Regions from separate parts of the Homo sapiens genome. Here region 1 is linked to region 2. Evidence: read pairs that join two places in POLR2A ChIA-PET (ENCODE). Cell type or tissue: OCI-LY7. All regions are shown on one strand. Each heading gives the region's core, and the rest is flanking DNA. Links, peaks and the distances in the headings are about the cores only. Region 1 overlaps LOC105377891 (a long non-coding RNA gene). Region 2 has its middle 63 kb from the start of MIR4464.

Evidence for each region. Peaks named below come from ENCODE experiments on the same cell type or tissue, not always from the same donor. Only the 100,000 strongest peaks of a DNase experiment are listed, where the experiment ranks them.
Region 1: POLR2A ChIA-PET joins it to region 2 with 46 read pairs; 4 of 35 experiments call an interaction of 5 or more read pairs at or near these places.

What each region holds. Positions count from the first base shown.
Region 1 is chr6:90,312,962-90,318,344 of GRCh38, forward strand. All of the region lies in intron 1 of LOC105377891 (a long non-coding RNA gene), which reads left to right. Among named protein-coding and RNA genes, the nearest start is that of MIR4464, 2.9 kb to the left of the region's middle. In OCI-LY7, for the core only: no CTCF peak of the experiment used is centred there; DNase peaks (open chromatin) are centred at 1,760, 2,820 and 3,174; H3K4me3 peaks cover 1,388 bases; H3K27ac peaks cover 4,562 bases.
Region 2 is chr6:90,373,236-90,378,618 of GRCh38, forward strand. No RefSeq gene overlaps it. Among named protein-coding and RNA genes, the nearest start is that of MIR4464, 63 kb to the left of the region's middle. In OCI-LY7, for the core only: a CTCF peak has its summit at 2,283 (motif pointing left); DNase peaks (open chromatin) are centred at 1,326, 2,636 and 3,646; H3K4me3 peaks cover 3,484 bases; H3K27ac peaks cover 4,656 bases.

The DNA.
Region 1 (5,383 bases), core at 196-5,195, 60 kb before region 2:
TTTGTCTTGAACAATTCTCAAAATGTTTAGATAATTAGTTCTGTTTAGGATTGAAGTAATCCACTGGGAACCCAGGGTGGGCGCAGTTTGGTGATTGAGGGGGCAGAGGTAGTGGAGTAGTCATGCATGCTTCTCAAAGCCCTAGTGTGGTAGGGATGCATGGAATGGCCAGAGAGAAACCAGGACTGCTGCCTACATGGATGCCTGCCTGTGAGGTGGGAGGTAAGGAAACCTCAGTGGCCCCTACCCTGGCTTGAGTGGAGGCCCAGGGCTGGGGTGGATAGCAGTGGACAAGGAGCACCACAAAGGCAAGGAGCAGGTTTAGGGGAAATGAAACATTGACTCCTTGTGATGAGGACAGTGGGCTGGAATGTTTCACATTTCCCTCCAAGCCACCATTCTTATAGTCACTATTTGCCTAGTGTGACTGCCAAATCTGGGGTCCCTGACACTCTCTCAGCTTCATTTTCCTCTTTGCTGGTCTCATACTCAAGCTGGTACTCGCCATGTGAAGGGCAAGGTGGTCACCAGCAGCTCCAGGCTCCTTACTGCAGGTCCTTATGCTCCACATCTCTGGGGAGGGGCAACAACACTTCCTCTCCCAGGGTCCATATGCACACCTCTGGCGGGCCTTTGTGTGGCCCTGCTGGGTCACATGCTTATGCCATGGAACTGCCATTAAGGAAAGAGAGACAGAAACTATGACTGGCACATTTCCATCTTAAGGGACAGAGGGGTGTTGGGCAGACAAAAGCAGCCAATTTCCACTAGACTTTCCTTCAGACACCTATTATAAACTGGGATGCGTCTGATTCTAAGATGAACAGTATTTTTGTGAAAAGCCTTCTTAAAGAGGAGCAGCTCTTCATTTCCTTGGATAATCCAGGCACAGCCCCATATTCAATGTGCTCATGTCCAACCCAAGCGGATGCTACCCATCCCCTTCTGCATATTCTTTCCCACAATGTCATGCCACTTCTGTGGACAGTGCTCCTAAAATGAGCTGGTGTCTATGTGGCAGAGGATTTTGAGTACCAGACATGGATCTTTGCTCTCAATTTCTTCATCAATTAGGAAGCATTCATAGTTTTTGAGCACGGGGGTGATGAAGAAGGGGATATTGCATTTGATGTGCAGCAGGCAGTTGGAAATATGGGTCTGAAACTCAGAAGGGAGGTTCGAGCTGGAGAATAGCTGTGAATAGAGTGACAGCTGGAGTAACAGAAATAATGATATTATATCCAAAAGACTATAGAGAAATAAGGGAAGAGTGAAGGGCACACAGTCACTCATTCTAGAAACCTAGGAGTCATCATTGGCTCCCTCCTCCCCTCACTGCCGCATATTCCATCTTTCAGCCATACCTGATAATTCTACCCTCAAATTCCATTTATAGAACCTGTCCACTGCTATCCATCTCCATCCAGGTTGTAGACTTTCCTGTCCTTACTACTGCAAGTGCACTGGCTCCTAAACAGTCTCTGCTTCCACTCTTTCCTATGTCCAACCCATACTCACCTAGCAGTAAAAAGATTTTTCTAACATGTGAATGGTGTCATGTCACCCCTCTGTTCAGAGCCCCTACAGGGTCTCACACTGAGGTTATGATAAAGGACAGCCATCATATCCTGGTCTATGAGGCTTTGTGTAACCTGGCCCTTACCTCTACCTCCAACCTTCAGTCACTCTCCATTCATCACATCTAAATCACATGCAACGATTTGTTTCTCAAACACATCAAGCACTCTACCAGTTCTGCTTTAAACTTCCTCATCAGCCCTAAGTCCGCCTATTCTTCTTACCTTCCATCTCCCCAGCGCTGGTTTCTACTGCCCATTCCCTTAATCCTCTCAGTAACACACAGTGTTTTTAATGCCTGAGGAATCATCCTGCAAGCACAGACCCTTCTTTGGCCACCTTACCTTCCCAACCCAGCACTGCGGCAAGGAGCTGAGCAGAGCAAGGTGGTTCCTGAGAAACCTTCCAAGAGGAGAGGGAAGCCCATGGCCATGAGGACCACAAAAATCACCATTCTTTCCCTTTTAAAATGTGTTCTAGTTTTAAAAAATATAATACTAAAATTGGGTTTATTTTTAAAAATAAGGTATAAAGAAGATTCTTCACTTGACAAAAGGATTCATCTTGAGGTTTCTTAAAATATTGATTTTTTCTAATATATTCAAAGCTTGTAATTTTATTTTCCACAATTCAATTCACACAAGTTTTCACAGGTACATTAACTGCAGAAAATAAAGCATGCTTGTATTATTCCTGTGTCATAGATGGTAAAATTGAGGCTCAAAAACTTGCTGAGAATGACAAGGACTATCAATAACAGAGTCAAGGTTCAAAACTAGAAAACTGTTGGCAATGAATCTTTGCTCAACTCAAGGATTAATTCTATTTTCCCAATAATTTTCTCTTTAAAATATAGTGTAAACCCCAGCTATTCTTTTCCAATACCTGAAATGGACTTGAGTATAAACATGTTAATGATTTTTTGTATAACACCACGTAGGGGATTCCCAGATACTGGTTATGTCATTCCTTAGAGTCCTCCTCAGCTAACTGTAATGGTTGTGCTGGGCTGCCTGCACCAAGGCTATTTTTGATAATACATTTGTGTTTTATCCAATGAGCAACCAGGCAGAGAGGCAACACTGGGACAGTTAACTTACATTTTAGCATAGTTGTGAAAAGTGAATAACAAGTTCTTTTTTTAAATAAAAAAGGAAATGAAATTAAAAACAAGACTTCAATTTAATCTAAGAGACTGGAAATGGCAAGCTTGCCCCTTGTGAATTTGGTTCCGGTTCACCGAGTCTCAACTATCAAAGCAGCAGGGCAAATGAAGGAGGGAGTATCGCTCAACCTCTAAACTTGCATTTGTGGGTTTCATCTGGGCTCCATGTTATTGTAAAGGGTTTTTATGTTACCAGACTTCTGCTTAAATTAACAAAGCTTTTTGTAGATGTGGACCTATTTGATGCTACTCAAACAGCGTATGATTACCACAGAGGTAATTTATAGGGGGAAATCCCAAATACTTAAGCATTTAGGTAAGTATATACAAGTAAAGTCAAGATCTAGATGCAAGCCCTGTGTAAACACAACTGCATCATATTTTGATTTGGGAGGGAAAATTAAAGCTAGTGCTTGCTCAAAGACACTTTCACATTAAGACAGTCTAACTAGCTAGGCTGTTCTTTTCACCTTGTCTATCCTCCCGAGTGCACCAGGACAAGGGTGATAAATCCTACTCAGGCAACTGTTGTAAAGGAAATTGAAGCCCATGTAAATCCAGGGTTTATATTAACTATGGAGAGCGTAAGCATCAACAGTCAGTACCCACTTAGAAGCCTTTTAGCTACGTGTACTGCATTATATTCAAAAACTAGAAGGGAAAAACACCAAATCACATTCTTTCAGCATGTAGAAATCATTTTTGGTACTAAAAATGTGTTTAGTGCTACCATGGAAAAATAAAATGATTTTTTTGACCAAAACATTCAATTTTGCCTTTAAACAAACTTAAATAATTCCAAGTAGAGGCATATTTTTTCTTCAAAGTATTTACACTTAATGGACAGAACAGGAACAATAATTATTGTTATTTAAACTAGACAGTGAATCAGCACTTCATATATATTATTTGCTTAATCTTCACAACTCCACATGGTAGGTTTTATTGTCTCCCTTTTATAGATGAACAGATTAGGGCTCAGATAGGTTAAATATGCCCAATATCATACAGCTAATAAGTGGCCAGTTCTATATCCAAGTCCTGGGTTCTGTGATTTCACACTATTTCTGGAAATAGAGTTCCAGTCTTCTTGTGAGAAAAATTACGTTGCTTCATGCCCCAGGTCGGATCTTTATCTGTTAGTCTTCTTTTATTTTATTTTTTTATTTTTTTAAAACAGAGTCTTGCTTTGTCACCCAGACTGCAGTGCAGTGGTTCAATCTCAGCTTACTACAACCTCCACCTCCTGGGTTCAAGCGCTTCTCCTGCCTCGGCTTCCCAAGCAGCTGGGATTCCAAGTGTGTGCCACCACGCCCAGCTCATTTTTGTATTTTTAGTAGAGACGGAGTTTCACCATGTTGGCCATGCTGGTCTCGAACTCCTGGCCTCAAGTGATCCAACCTCCTCGGCCTCCCAAAGTGCTGGGATTATAGGTGTGAGCCACCATGCCCGGCTTGTTAGTTTTCTTTTATTTCATTTTTATTATACTTTAAGTTCTGGGATATATGTGCAGAACTGCAGGTTTGTTACATAGGTATACACATGCCATGGTGGTTTGCTGCACCCATCAACCTGTCATCTACATTAGGTATTTCTCCTAATGCTATCCCTCCTCTAGCCCTCCACCCCCTGACAGGCCCCGGTGTGTGAAGTTCCTCTCCCTTAGTCTTCTTTTAAAAGGGGACTAATAATAATGGTCAACTCTGACATTTGACTTTACCCTAAAAATGGTCATATTGGATGGCTACACCATCTTATAGACATTGGGTTATGCTTTACTCCAACTTGGTCCTTTGCTCTCAGCTCACGTGGCCTCATTCATGTATTTCAGAAGCTGGTTCTATCCTGTTCCTTTTTTCCTTCCTTGTTTAGTTTTCTTACATACCACCTACAAAGATACAGCAATTTTTCATCCATGAAAAGTTGCATGCATATGGGATTATAAATCTAATGAATTTTTAGGTAAACTTTTTACTAAAATATAACATACTTATTATGAAGAGCACAAATTCACAGTTCAATACATCTTCTCAAAGTGAACACATCCATATAACCAGCACCTAGATCAATAAATAGAATATTACTGGCTGGCCATGGTGGCTCATGCCTGTAATCCCAGCACTTTGGGAGGCTGCAGTGGGTGGATCCCTTGAGGTCACGAGTTCAAGACCAGCCTGGCCAACATGGTGAAACCCCATCTCTACTAAAAATACAAAAAATAGCCAGGCCCTTTGGTGGGTAATCCCAGCTACTGAGGAGGCTGAGGCAGGAGAATCATTTGAACCACTGCACGCCAGCCTGGGTGACAGAGCAAGACTCGGTCTCAAAAAAAAGAAAGAAAAAAAAAGAATACTGCCAGTAAATCCAATGATATTTTCATTTTAATTCATTTTTGTTTTAGAGACAGGGTCTCGCTGTGTTGCTCAGGCTGAAGCACAGCGGCACAGTTATAGCTTATTGCAGCCTTCAACTCCTGGGCTCAAGCAATCCTCCCATTTCAGCCTCCCAAAATGGTGAGATAACAGGTATGAGCCAGAGTGCCTGGCCCCACTGATTTTTTACATGCTGAATGGGATATTCCTATTTCAAAGTTTATGTAAAGAATTTTTGTAAAGGTAAGAACAAATTTGAAATGTGTTT
Region 2 (5,383 bases), core at 186-5,185:
AAGATTAATCATGGGATGATCTAGATTCTCCTTTTGGTCAGTAAAACATAATACTCATCTGGATTCTCCTTTTGGTCAGTAAAGTATAATACTCTCTTAAAGAAGTGGAGAATATTAGAATTGTATATTTTTAATGGTATATCCATGGAGGAAGAGTCCAGGTGAACAAGTTCTTGAAGGGGAAATATATCTTATCAATGGCCAAGCTTTCTGTAGCTGACTAGGTTTTGGTACTGTCATTTGGGAGGTGTATGCTCATAATGCTTTTTAAGGAGAAAACATGAAAATTGTCGACGAGATTAAAGTTGAAGGGTTTGAAATGTAGTAGGCACTTCTTTCTTGGGAGTGCTGCTGTGTTAGGAGGCCATCCTGAGACTAGAGCCCTCGCAATTCAGAAATGGCTTTTCTACCTCATTAATGCCATGATCTTTTGTTATCCCCATCTGTGCCTGAATGGACAAAAGGTATCCATTTAAATTATGGATCTTAAAGAGAACCTTTGCAAAGGCCCCTCTAATGGCCCACATTCATACCCCCTAGCTTTTGCCCTCCATTGTGGCCTCAGCCTGGTAACGGCTGCTGGGATGAGTGGAATTTCTGGAAAGGGGATTGATGGTGGTTAGAGATGCCAACATACAGAAGCCACAAAACTTGGAAATGTGAAATTCTCTGTGTGCATATCCTTTAACTGAAACTTTATGTGTCTCAAGTGAATGAAAAATAAGTTATTTGGGGAAGCCTTTGCCCAATTCACCTGGGATAAGAAGGCCATTGTATCACACATATAATTCCCCAGAGGCTCTAATACTGCAATGTAGCTACACAGCCCTTGGTAGAAAAGATTTCTAAAGAGAAACCTCATCTTTCACACTCTTCAAAAGGACGAACTTTTTGTCAATTATTTTTTTCCTTCAAAGACAAACTTCAATTAGATCAGAGTAGTTGGTAAAGGATATAAAGATAAATGAGGGCTATATTTGTTTAGAATTCACCTAAAAGACAGAGCCAAAATATAATAAATTCGTTTGCTATGGACACTTTCAAAGATTCTTAAATCCCACATGACCTCCAGCATTGTCCTCATATGGAAGACTTGCCCTAGGCAACATGTGTGGAATTTGATGGTTAAACATCTGTTGTGACGACACTCTAGACATCTTAGGGAAGGATCCTAAGTGTTCCGGCAACAGCTACCAAGCCTAGCAGATGGCAGGATGACTGTGGGGACAGACTGGTGATCCTAGAATCGATTCATATGAAACAGGTTCAGGAGGAAAAAAGATGCAGCCTTGCACCATTCAGCATTTTCTCCATAGACTAAGCTCTGAAAGTCTCCTGCAGCATGATGCCATCCATGTGTTTGTGTCTCCTGAAGGGACAGTGGCCTTAGTGGCTTCCTCACAGAGTCTAGAGGGCCAGAACTGGCAGCTTTGCAGATGTCTGAAGATGTGAATCAAACGAAAGAGAAAATTATAGCAGCTGATATTTATTAATAGTGTTATTCAGATCCTCTACATCTTTACAGATATTTTGTCTAGTTTTTCTGTCAATTGCTATGGGAGGGGAGTAAAATCTCTAACTGTGATTGTAAATTGTCTAGATTGTCAATTTTTACTTTGTGTATTTTGAAGCTGTTATTAGGTACATATACATCTGTAATTGTCATGTTTTTTGTGATTATGAGAAGCCCCTCTTTTCCTCTGGCAAAACTCTGTAATGAAGTCTGCTTTATCTGATATTATGAAAGCCACTCCAGCCTTCCTATATAGACTGTTTGCATAACGTATCTTTTTTCCATCCAATTGATTTCAACTGATTGGAATCTTTACATTTAAAGTGTATCTCTTATAGGAAATGTATTAGTTTTGAATTTTGCTCTGTGTCCACTCTGACAATTTCTTCCTTTTTGTTAAAAGTGTTTAGTCCACTTACATTTAACGTAATTGTTGATATGATTGAATTCAGGCCTACCACTTTCTTGTTCACTTTCTATTTGTCCCAAGTGACATTTATTATGTGCTGTTAAGAAAAGTTATCTAAAGCTTGGAAATAAGGAAAGATGATTGTGTGCCTCTCAAAGTCAGCCTAGAGCATTGTCTAACAAGCCCACCTAAGACTCAGCTGAAGGCCAGAGGAAGATAATTTTGACTTACTATTTACTATTAAGGAAACTAATGCACAGAAAGGCTAGTTAACTTGCTCAAGGTCACCCAGTAGTAAGCATTAGAGTTTGAATTGAGAAGCCAAAGCCGATATATTTGATCACTTTACCTTACTGCCTCCCACTGGTAATTGCCTTATCATTGAGCTTATTATGGATTAGTATGAGAGGAAGTTGGGAGAGCTATTGCTGCCTGTTGCTAGCTCTGGTCCTGCAGATGGCATTTTCCGTTAAAGGGAAAGGCAGCTGTGCAGAACCTCAAGGTGCACGTGAACTAAGCCCAGGGGTCCCGGGTCAGTGAGGCTCAGCCCAAATGCATTGGGAACCAAACTCACACATGGGTGTTTGCTCACTCTGTTGATCAGGATCCCCTCGTGTGTACCGCTGCTTAACACATGATTAAGCGCATGTAAAAGAAATGCTGTTTTCAGGAAATAATTGCTGAGCATTCTGGTGACGTATATTTGTTCTTCTATTTTGATAGGAGAGTGGGGCTGAGGTGGGGGGAAGGAGAAGTGTGACCAACCAGGGAAACACACTGATGTAGCAAATGTTAGTGATGTTTTAGTACTTCCTCATGAAGCAGTGTGACCTCCTGCCACCCAGACAGGCTCACTCTTCAGATTTTCCTTGCTCACTAGCCACAGCTGTTTGTTGTTTTCTTAAATGTTAAGCTTTTTATAGCTCTTCAGTTGCTTATAAAAAGTACCAGTTATTCAGGCCATACAAGAACTGGCTCTGTGCTGGTCTAATGAGCAGTGAGAACACTGGAGGCATATTTTTGTTGCTTCTATTTTCTCACTACTTCCCCTTCCCCCAGTCTCACAAATTTCCCCTTTGGACTTAAATGACTCCAGAATCTTGGAATTTACTAAAAAGGCGAACCACCAATTGGTCTTTGCTGTTCAAGAAAAATTCATCACTGACTCACCTCCCTCCCAGTTCTTGGCTCTCCACGGCTGTGTGAAGAGTAGATCAACGGGTGGGGCCTTGTGTCACAAATCACGGCTGCTCCTAGGGGTCCAGGGTTGGGGGAGCACTCCAACCTGTACAGATGCACCTGTGATCTCTACAGAAGAGAAGTCTCATCTTTGCCCCCGAGGAGAAAAGAGCCCAGGACTTGGAGTGCCTTCGCTGAATAGGTAGGAACTTTCCAGTTTGCATCCTCTGTGAAAAGCAATTAGGACCAGCTCCAGAAGGGATCTGATAGAATCAGAAGGAAGAAGTCAGAAGCCACAGTCAAGAACGCAAACAGAATTGGTATATTTGAAGGAATCAGTCTCCCTTGTGCTGGGAGGCCTTCACAGTGTCATCTGTGGGTTGTACACACATTCTACAATGACTTCCCATGATAAACATAAAACTCTCGGGGAAAACGTTGTGATCTTAGTGCAAGAGGATATCATTAAACACAACATGGAAAAAATCCTGTTAGGAGAGCCATGGCTGAGAAAATCTGTATGTGTGTTCTAGCATGGAGTTTCACCATGTATGAGCTCCAGACCTTGGGGGCACTTGGACTGATTACAAGGGTCCTAGCATTTGGAAATGATTTAATGAATAACCATCTGACACATATGTGTTCTATTTTCCACAAGAATGTAGATACTGAAATGATTATTAAAATATTAATTTAAATGCAATATTGAATTATTAGTGTTTTTTAAAAGTTTTTGATTTTTAAAATTTTTATTATTTTTTTAACCTTACTGTATAGCTGTAGAATAGGAGCTGCTGCTTCAAAAGCCATTGGCCTCATGTCCAGGATGTCATAAAGAAACTCCTTAGGAGCCACTGGCCAACTATTTGGGTTGAAGAGGGTCAAATTATGGGGTTTGTTTTCGGGAAACCTTATCCTCAGCCTTGTTTTCTTGGTGCTTGCTCTTGTTAGAAAGGAGGACAACTTACCTAGCATATTACATGGGATGATTTTGCAGAACGAATCCTCGTTAAACATGTTTTGAGATGGAAAATAGACATTTTCCAAGTGTCGGGCTTGTAAAAGGCCTATTTATCAGAGTGAATTGTGTATGTTTTTAGCTCAGAGGCTTTGATATGTACCTATTGCAATTCTGTGCTTTTAAGTGTCCATATAATAATAACAATGACTAATGTTTATTGAGCATTTATTACATGCCAGACACTATTCTAAACACTTAACATGTGTTATCTCAACAAATTTTCAAGTTTTCATGGTAGCTATTATTTTTTTCTTTTCTTTTCTCCTTCCTTCCTTCCTTCCTCCCTCCCTCCCCTCCTCCTCCTCCTTCTTCTTCTCTTCCTCCTCCTCCTCTTCTCCTTCTCCTTCCCCTTCCCCTTCTTCTTTTTTCTTTTTTTCTTTTCTTTTCTCTTCTCCTCTCTTCTCTTTTCTTTCTTTCTTTCTTTCTTTCTTTCTTTCTTTCTTTCTTTCTTTCTCCTTCCTTCCTTCCTTCCTTCCTTCCTTCCTTCCTTCCTTCCTTCTCACTTAACATGTGTTAAACTCAACAAGTTTTCCTGGTAGCTATTATTATTTTCTCTTGCTTGCTTGTTTGCTTGCTTTCTTCTTTCTTCTTCTTCTTCTTTTTTTTTTTTTTTTCCAGACTCTCCCCTCTGTCTCCCAGGCTGGAGTGCAGTGGTGTGATCTCAGCTCACTGCAACCTCTGCCTCCTAGGTTCAAGGGATTCGCCTGCCTCAGCCTCCCAGGTAGCTGGGATTACAGGCACCCCCTACGACACCCGGCTAATTTTTGTATTTGTAGTAGAGACAGGGCTTCACCACATTGGCCAGGCTGATATTGAACTCCTGAACTCAAGTGATCTGCCCACCTTGGCCTCCCAAAGTGTTGGGATTACAGGTGTGAACCACCGTGCCCAGCCTATTAATTTCATTTTATACACCAAGATATTGAGACTCAGAGAACTCAATATGTCACCCTGGCTTACATGCCCACATGTAACAGAGCCAGGATTTGAATCTACACTGTCCAACTTTGGAGCCAGCACTTTTAACCACTGTGCTATATTCTCTTTATGTTCAATGTCTGACCCAAACTAGAATTTTTTGTATTATGAATTAGCATTAAGGGGTTATCCTTCCCATCATTTAATTTAGGATTTAGATGTCTATTCTCATTTGAAAATTATTCCATTATGTTGACTATATATATATATACACACACACACACACACACACACACACACACACACACACACACACATATATAGACTATCAAATATATAACAT